Regions from separate parts of the Homo sapiens genome. Here region 1 is linked to region 2. Evidence: chromatin loops called from intact Hi-C (ENCODE). Cell type or tissue: GM12878. All regions are shown on one strand.

Evidence for each region. Peaks named below come from ENCODE experiments on the same cell type or tissue, not always from the same donor. Only the 100,000 strongest peaks of a DNase experiment are listed, where the experiment ranks them.
Region 1: a loop joins it to region 2, with 2.1 times the contacts of the local background. A loop is called at or near these places in 3 of 110 quality-filtered maps.

Annotation. Positions count from the first base shown.
Region 1 is chr7:90,724,858-90,729,857 of GRCh38, forward strand. CDK14 (cyclin dependent kinase 14) reads left to right here. Exons shown (of 15, transcript NM_001287135.2): 3 at 1,710-1,955. Among named protein-coding and RNA genes, the nearest start is that of CDK14, 130 kb to the left of the region's middle. In GM12878, no CTCF peak of the experiment used is centred here; no DNase peak of the experiment used is centred here; H3K4me3 peaks cover 352 bases; H3K27ac peaks cover 1,388 bases.
Region 2 is chr7:90,814,772-90,819,771 of GRCh38, forward strand. All of the region lies in intron 5 of CDK14 (cyclin dependent kinase 14), which reads left to right. Among named protein-coding and RNA genes, the nearest start is that of CDK14, 220 kb to the left of the region's middle. In GM12878, no CTCF peak of the experiment used is centred here; a DNase peak (open chromatin) is centred at 2,140; H3K27ac peaks cover 1,454 bases.

The DNA.
Region 1 (5,000 bases), 90 kb before region 2:
TTTACTGCCTTCATGTCCTTAAGAAGAGCACAAAAACCCTTAAAAATATTGCATGCTCCAACATACTTGTAATTCATTTTTACTTTTTGATCATGACTAGAGGACTCTGCCTTGAGTCTTTTAAAAATATCTTCAGCTGTTTTCTCACATGCTAAAAAGTATGATAATATTTTTCTCATTTGACTTAGTTAGAATTCAGCCTGTGCTTAGTAGTTGAGACATACTCATAGGGTTGATGTTTAATGATTAAAAACTTTTTGTTTCAAAAACTTGAAATGGCTTATTTTAATTATACATGCTTTTCTACTTTAGTGGTTTTTAAAACATTACATATGTTGGAATATTTATTATAAAATTCACACAAGAGTGTACCAAAAATTGCTAATCTTGCCCGTTCAATTCCACATGTCTGGAGATATCTGATGTTAATAGTTTGGTGGTGTGTTTTCCTGTATACTTTTCACCATGCTCATACACTCACAAATATCTATATCTATGCATCTGTGTCTGTATTTATATCTGTATCTGTCTATATCTATCCATATACATAGCCGCATTTATACCCCACATGGAGTCATTCTATACATATTAGCTCTGTGTATCTGTGGGTTCTGTATGCACATACTCAACCAACCACGGACCCAAAGTGTGTATTCAAAAACTTCGTATTTTTACCTTAACAGTGTGGGCTTTTCATAAATATCTTCGGTTTTTCTGCTTTTGATAGCATATAGGGATGTGGGAACTTTTTATAAGAAGAAAAGCATTCTAAAAACAATTTTATTTAGAGTTATATTTTCTTTAGAGAGAACAATTAAATTAGTTAGCTTTACAGACAAGCCAGAGGCCATCAAATTATTGAATAAAGACAACAAAGTCTCCAGAGTATCGGGAGAATGACAGGCTTAGAACTAAAGTAAAAAGCAAGGAGCAAAAATCACAGAGACTGAAATAAAATGAGAGGGTGGGGAAGGCTGGGTGAGAAGAGAATGGGTGAAGAAGGAAGAAGAAGGGAAGGAGGTGGAGGTCTAGTGGAATAATGTAAACCAAATTTTGAAATGAATGCTTTTTGGTGTTTTTCTTTTACAATGTTATTTCTTTTTATCCATTAGCTTTGAAATAAAGGAAACCCCCACCATTGTCCTCAGTTCTTCAGTATCTCTAACCATTAGCTCCATTCATTCCAATTTGGAGATGAAATCAAGATGGGGACAGATTTTAAGCATACATATTCATGCATAAAACTTTTAAACAACATAATGCCCTTTCCTTCTCTAGCCTAGGTTAGCTGCTTACACGATGACCCATCAGTTAATGTCCATCTGATTTGCCTATTTTTTGTTTTTTAAATTAAGGCTAGTTACCCAACCTCTTAATGATTCAGAAATAAACCACTTCCAGTCAGATGGTAAAACGTGTGACAGAGTTCAAGAATCATGTTAGGGTACTACTAGCAGCCTGGGCCTTAAGTTTCTCATTTTAGAGGTAGATTTTTTAGTGTAAGCTCTAGTGTGAGATCTAAGTGTAAACACAATGATTGTGAGGATTTTTTTGTACTGTAATTTATGCTGATGCAGCTTTTAGAATGTGGGCTTTTTGGGTATTTCCTGAAACTGAAATTGGCATGCTTTCTAGAGTTATATATTGGCATGTTTAGTGATATTAAAGTTGCAGTGAAGAGTTCTGAATTTAATTTCTTCTTTTCTCAGATATGTGTCACAAAGATGTCTACACGGAACTGCCAGGGAATGGACTCAGTGATCAAACCCCTGGACACAATTCCTGAGGATAAAAAAGTCAGAGTTCAGAGGACACAGAGCACTTTTGACCCATTTGAGAAACCAGCTAATCAAGTAAAGAGGGTGCATTCTGAGAACAATGCTTGCATTAACTTTAAGACCTCCTCCACTGGCAAAGAGTCACCTAAAGTTAGGCGGCACTCCAGCCCCAGCTCGGTAAGTGCAGTCTTTTTGTTTATCACTGGGTAAACAGAAGGAATAGCCTTCTTATGATAGCATGCGGTGCTGGAAGACAGCAGGAAACTTTATCAGTGCCTTATTATGCATTCTCTCCCAGGGTGGTTGAATGTTTTGGAAGAGAGAGAGCAAACTATATATGGACTCCTTATTTATAAGCACTAAGCAAGCAAATGAATGAAATGATTCAACTTATTTTTGGAAAAATCATTTTTCCCCCTTAATTGTTTCTAGTTAGAGGAATTTATAATTAAAAGTCTTTTGTATTTCAAACCCTTGGAGAGGTTATTGAACTTTACTGTGTAGGCAGTAAGGATAGTTTTGAAATTAGCAAATTCACAAGGAATTTCATTGCAGAATAAATATCAAAATTTGTTCACTTGCGTTAATCCAGTTTTTTTTGGGGGGGTACTCCACCAGTCTTTCTCATGTGACTCTGTAAAGTGACAAGTTGAAGTTCTTTTCCAGGACAAAGCCCTGTACTGAATGGAAAATGCTGGAGTAGAAATCTGTGTAGGGTAGATTCAGTAGGACCAAAGGAAAGAAGAGAATGTCCAGAAAGAAGTGTTAGAGGGAAACAGACTTTAGATATAACTAGTGATTTACAAGTTAGAAAGGAACACACCAAGAGAGAATATTCTCTGTTATATTTCTATTCTCAAATACATTTTTTCCTACTTTTTGGCTTAAATTAATATACATTATTTACAATTGTATGATAATGTAAATTTTGGTCAGGGAAACCACAAGTATGCTATGAATAAATTTCCTTCCTTGCACAACTTCTTCATTTTCTTAGTTGTCATTGTCTACTTTTCCTTCATTCAAATTAAGATAATTTTAAACACAATTTGAGGCCTGCAACTATATGACAAAACTGTAAAATGCCTCCAAAACAAATCAGATAATCTATCAGTTTTTCTCCCCCACTGAGATTGCCCTGGCAGTTCTTCATAGTCCTAATTTAATATAGATTGGTTAACCTCTAATCCTATAGTCATAAGGCGTCCTTTTCTGAGAATTTTTTCCTCCTTTTTTAATGTTAAATACCCATTCTCTGGGTTACATGTCTTTCTTGTTCTTGGTTTATTTCATTGTTTTAAAGTACATCCTCGCAGTAGCTTCTTGAGAAAGGGTGATGGGGGGTTTGTCATATGACTATGATTTTATCTGTCGTTGATTACTTGATTAATAATCTGGCCAAGTATGTGATTTTAGTTTAGAAAATAATTTTTTCTTAGACTTTTGAATACCTTGTTTTATTGTTTTCTAGGTGCCTAGATTGTATTGAAATCCCTAGACTATTCTGGTTTCCCAGTTCATCCTTTATCTGCTTTTTTGTTTGTGGAACTTTCTAGGACTTTCTTTTCATCCCTGGTGTCATCCTTTTTCTTGGTATCAATGGGTGTTTTCAATTTTTGAGTTAATTTCTTTCAGTTTCAAAAATTTTCTTATATGTTTATTTAATTTTTTGTAATCTTCTCTTTTACGATAACATTTTTATTAGTTGGATGTTGGCATTATTGGATTGATCTTCTAGTTACCTTTTCTTTTCCCTATTATTTTAAATCTTTTTTTTCCTACCTTCTGGGTTTTTTTAACTTTTAATTTTTAACCCTTCAATTGGATTTTTAATTATACTAATATTTATTTCCATGAACTCTTTCTTATTCTTTGAATGCTCTTTTAAAAAGTATCCTGTTCTATTTCAATGAATAACATATCACTTCATATGTTTCTGAGGATACAAAATGTAGCTTGGGGAATTTTTTTTCCTTTTACATATTCTCTGAATTATTTCTGGATTTCCTTTGAGTTTCTTGTTTCTGTTTATTTGTTTTGGTCTCTGCCTTACCTGTTGAGATTTTTGGTGGGTCTATGTCATGCCTCTTGGAGAGAAACTGTTGGCTGTCAGTTTATGTTATGAGTAATGTACTCAGAAGTTGATTGGAAGCTCTGTGCCTGGGTGGCTTGTCAGTTGGTTGGCTTCAGCATAGGGACTCTTGGTGAAGACCTAGTCGTTTTATTTAAGTACTCTCAAATGTCGCTGTCTCTTGATCTTGTTTTTGTTACTGGGTGTTTCTCACAAAATGGACTTACCCAATTTATTTTTTTTAGGACATATAAACCTAGCTGTCACTATTCTGAGATGATCAAGAAGGGACTGAGGACCCTTCAGTTCTCTATGCCAACTTTCTCATGATTTTTTTTTTTTTCATTCGGTATGACTCTTCAATCTGATATCCACTCTGCCTGGTATCCAAGCCCCAGTTGAATTCTCTGATTCAACCTCTTCAGAGAATAAATCTCTGGCGGGACTAGGAAGGGATAGGGGGCTGGCCGAGGGAGACTGGGGCAAAGACCTCCACCTTAAATTCACTCCAACTAATCATATCATTTGTAGCCCCAACTTGAACTTCAGCTTCCAGTTTGTGAGTATTTTTGGGATTCTGAAGTATGAATTGACTTATTTCTTACTGGCTTATGCCTTGGATCATGTAGGTATCAAGGTTTTTTTTTTTTTTTTTTTTTTTTTTTCCCCACTCATCCTAGGCAATGTGACTTCTCAACCATTTGTGTCCTGTCTTTACATTTTTATTTCTATCTCGTCTCTAGTGTTCTCTTTACTCATTTTGATTGCCCTTATGGGTTTTAATTTTAGTATTGTTTTAGTATGAATTGGTAAGGGGGAGAGATAAATACATGTTTTCAAGCCATCAAGTTTCACTGGAAGTTTTCACAGTTTCTCTATTGTATTTTTTAGTTTCTTTAGATCATCTTGGGCTTACCCTTTCCTGGTTCACCCTGGGATGACTTTTTTTAATATATATTAGGTCATTTATATTACTTTGTGTGGGAACTGCTTTGCTTTCTTTTTATTTTAGGAATTTTTGCTTCAATTCAATGTGCCCTGGAAAAATGTCTTTTCTCTTACCTTATCAAACTGGAAATGGCTTCGTTTTCTCTTTCAGCAGGATGCTATAATATCCTGTTTTTTTCTGAGTCCTTTCTGTTTGCTGCCCT
Region 2 (5,000 bases):
TCTCAAAAGAAACAAACAAAACTTATTGAGTAACTTATGCAGCCAGGAAGCTGATTGTAAATGGCAACTGACAAGCTGAACTTTTATGATTCCATAGTGGAGAAGCAGCCAGAGAAGCTACATCTCAGAAGAAGGACTCTCTTGCCTTTTTAAAATTTGAGTCTTCCTCAGCTCTGCTTTGAGCATCCTTCAAGGTCATGTTAGTGCTGCCTCTTCCCTGAAATCTTTCTGGCTTTCATAGAAACAATCTTTTTCCTTCTTTTTACTTTTTGTTCATTTTTGTTGTTGTTGTTTTATTTGTGTACACTTACCTTTTAGCACTTACTACATTGTACTTTATGATACAGTCAATTGTGTTCAATTATAAACTATTGCCAACTTAGGGCTTTATGTTCTAAGGGTTGTGGTGTGAACCAAGCACTGACTAGTAATATCCAAACTCTTTTCCTATTGCCATCAAAATGGAACTAAACCAGAGTGCAGTTTGTGTTTCAATATAATTTAAGCAGTAATGAAAATGGCCATATCAACAAACATATGAAAAAAAGCTCATCATCACTGGTCATTATATAAATGTAAATCAAAACCACTATGAGATATCATCTCATGCCAGTTAGAATGGCAATCATTAAAAAGTCAGGGAACAACAGATGCTGGTGAGGCTGTGGAGAAATAGGAACACTTTTACACTATTGGTGGAGTGTAAATTAGTTCAACCATTGTGGAATGCAGTATGGCAATTCCTCAAGGACCTAGAACCGGAAATAACATTTGACCCAGCAGTCCCATTACTGGGTATATACCCAAAGGATTATAAATCATTTTACTATAAAGACACATACACACATATGTTTATTGTGGCATTATTCACAATAGCAAAGACTTGGAACCAATCCAAATGCCCATCAACGATAGACTGGATAAAGAAAATGTGGCACATGTATACCATGGAATACTATGCAGCCATAAAAAAGAATGAGTTCATGTCTTTTGCAGGGACATGGATGAAGCTGGAAGCCATCATTCTCAGCAAACTAACACAGAAACAGAAAACCAAACACTGCATGTTCTCACTCATAAGTGGGAGTTGAACAATGAGAACACATGGACACAGGGAGGGTAACTTCACACACTGGGGCCTTTCCGGGGATGGGGGGTAAGGGGAGGGGGAGAATCAGGACAAACACCTAATGCATGCGGGGCTTAAGACCTAGAAGATGGGTTGATAGGTGCAGCAAACCACCATGGCACGTGTATGCCTATGTAACAAACCTGCATGTTCTATACATGTATCCCAGAACTTAAAATTTTTTTAAAAAAAGGGCCATAGTGGTTTCTGAATGAAAAGAGTTAGAGATCACTGATGTGGTCATGGCAGACATGGGATTTGGGCTGAGCCTTCAAACGTAGATAAAATTCCTATAAACATAAATGAACAGAGAAAGACATAACTGCCAGGGCAGCTGGCTGGAGTAGGACTAGTACTTCCACTCCACATCAACCAACACCACCACCAGTTTGGCTGGCATAGAGAGAATTAAATATCTTGCTAGTAGGGTGTGTGGGTTGCTCCTGAAAGTTTTCTAATGAAAACTCGAGCTGCTCAGATGTTCACTGTTATTCTACTAAAAAGATAATCTGGGTATTGTTCTGTGCGGTGTCAGTTTCTAGGACTTATTTTCTTTATACTTGTTGTTTGTTACTATTCCTTTTGTTACTTTGGCATGAATTTAATTATTGACACTGGATCATTAATGTGGCCAGGGCATTTGGGATGATTGGTCAGGAGACCCAGGGATCTGTAAGAAAATGTCATCCTGGGAAAGAGGAGATATAACAAGATATTGAAGATTGTGTCCAGTTCAGGGATATTAGTAAATTCTGAGAAAGATTTGAGTATCTTCAGCGAGGGTGAGTTTGAGGTTGATAGGACTACGTACAGAAACAGGGAAGTCAGACGTGGCAACAGTTTTAGGGCCAAAGTGACTGAATTCATGTGGTATGTACTGAAACTGAGGTGATAACCATTTATCCCAGTAAATCACTGAATCTGAGGATATAAAAGCTGAAAAGAGCATTAGTGGTGATGTAATCTGTTCCCACCATTTTACAAGAGAACAAGTGAGTCCTAGAGCGAGTAGGTAGTTTGAACTACCAAGATCAGGAGTGAAAGTCGTATGAGTCATCACTGCAGAGAAGATGGTCAGAGATCTGGCAGTGAATCACTTAGTTAAAATACAGCTCTCACCACAGATTATATCTGATCTTGGTGTGAAGTGCCAAAAAACACGTCATTCAGATCTCTCTGTATTTTATATTTTCTCCTGACATTTTGGAATGTGGTGGAACTCTTCAAAAGACTATCAAATAATTCCTATTTTAATTTTATAAAAGGAAAATTAATAGCATATGTGGGGAAAATGTACCATATAGTACATTGTGGGAAAAGTGTAGAAGTAGAGAATTAAGGGAAATTTTAGTATGGGTCATTTATATATTTTGGACACATGCCATTTCAGTCAAGTCCTTGAGTATACCCGTAAGAATCGAATTGATAATCGTACTTTTAAAAACCCTAGCAACCTGAACAGGACCCAAGAAATAGAATTAAAGAAAATAATAAGCCAGAACTTGGCGGTGGTTCTGTTATCTGTGAGCTTGACACTCTTTCCTTTTTGTCCTAAAGTTTCAGACTGGAATGGGCAGGAATCAACAGCAGGGGTCAGTTTTAATGATGCTAACTTGGTGTAACAAAATTATTTAGGATTATAAAATTTTCTTGATAGAGACTGAGATTAGTTTTTCTGTAGGAATTTTTGTTTGTTTGTTTGTTTTAAGAATTGATCCAGTTTCTGTGATGAACAGCAGATTGGTGGAGCTGGCTTATTTAGAATGACCTGTGTAATATTTTTTAAAAGTTCTAAATGCATAGTAGTCTCTTAGTAAGTGGTTGTCTCTGTTGTTACTTTCTAAATGCCTTTGATTAAATTGTAAGATTGTAAGCCGTTAGGAAGCAGTTCAACATTTCTACTCTCAGGGACTTCCAAGGTTGATTTGGATCTGGAGTAGCTCTTCTCCTCTGCCTGTTTTATGTTAATACATTTGGATTATTCCGGATGGTTCATGGTGGGTAAGGGAACCAATCTCCCACCATCTACCCTTTCTAACCAGCAGACTGTAAGCCCACAGAATTGATTACCAGACAGATTCACACCTAAGCCCATCTGACTCTTAAAGCACAGCTCTTAACACTAGGAAGTGCTGCTTCCCGGAGGCAGGATTATAGAAGTTAAGACTTAACCCTGAAGTGATTTGCTAGTTGATTGGCCAGGAGCTGCAGACTGTTACCCCAACTCCTGCTCCAGATTTCCTTTCTTAGTCAAATGCACACAGTCCTCTCTAGCATAACTGTGAATGTGTTAGAAAACAATCAAAACTTGTCTGGCAATGATTCACACATAACCAATTAAGTCCTGGAAAAATGGATTAACCAGATATTAAACATTTTGCTGTTTCATGGGCAGTTAATATAGTGGAACTTATTTACATCACACGATGGAAAAATTAGTGCAAAAAATATTTTTAAGTTGTTGCCTTATCAGGAGAGCTAAATCAAACTGAAAATGGGAAAACATGAAAGTTCAACTGCCAACCACACAAATTTGTTTTCAAATGCATGCTTAAATGTTTTCAGAACTGAGGAATCACTGGCAGTTTAGTTACAACTTGAATAACTATACTTCTGGATACTTCTTATATTCCCAGAAGATTTCTGCCTCACTAATAGCTTATGGAAAATACTTGGCCAATAAGCTCATGCTATTATAATTTCAGATTTACTGAAACTATTAAAAATGAAGTAAAAAATATTCTGAATAAGCAACGAGTAATAGTAAATTTGGTTTATTAGGAATAATTTCCTCTCAACTTTGAAATTTATGTATGTTATGGAAAAATTACTGGCATTGAATTTGCAGTGTGTTTAATAGGAAGTCCTGCCTTCTTTAAGTAACACATTCATTAATCTGATATGTTTTCAGTAAAACAAAATCTTAAAACCCACAAAGAGCAAATGACCAATATTTTCTCTCTCTCTATGTGTGTGTGTATATATATGTGTGTGTGTGTGTGTGTGTGTATATATATATAATTTGTTACTGAAACTTTTTATTTGCTGCCATAATATTATACATATTGCTGTATTTGGAGTAAAAATATGACTAGAGAAATATATGGGCATTTTTTTAGTGATTTGATAAACCCGTGTGTTGCTTTTGGGCTTCATGAAGCATCTAGGCAAATTCTTTAAGTACAGTGATATATTGTTTTGGTCTGTGCATGGAGTTGTTACTGGAAACTTCATGTGTCATTGGAGAGCAATATATGGCCTTTTCTATTTCAGAGATGAAGTATAATGCAAAAGCAGATTTGAGATGACAGTCAAGAACTGAGATTTTCAAACCTCTAGACTTTTTAAATGAAGAATATTTATTTTTCTTTGTTTACAAGGAAGTAACTGAAATGATTTGTTATGCATATGTGATCCAGAAGGTATCTAGCAAGTGTTCTTTAATGCTAGTATTTCCAGGTTACAGTTCCTTTCTGTTTACATGCACATAAATATACACATTGACACATTTCTGCAAATGAAATGCCTATTTTAGATAACTCATGTTTACTAACTGCAATTTGTGTTTTACATTTCCCTTTGGAGTTTTTTTTTTTTTAAATTTCATGGAAAGAAACATGTAGAAAATTGTGTTCTTTTTAATTACTGTAGGCCTGGTTGAGTTCATGGAATGACCCTAAGCAATTTGTAGTCTTTAAAGAAAAGAGAGAAGACATTACTTGAAGATTTTAAATCATGTAAAATGCATATATTAATGTAGAAAACCAGTTTTTTGATAGCTTTCAGTTTTGTGAGAAATGTTAGCCTTCCTCCAGTAGGAAGAAGAGGATTTGCAATACTTAACATTTCCTTTTCTCTGGATGGGCAACAG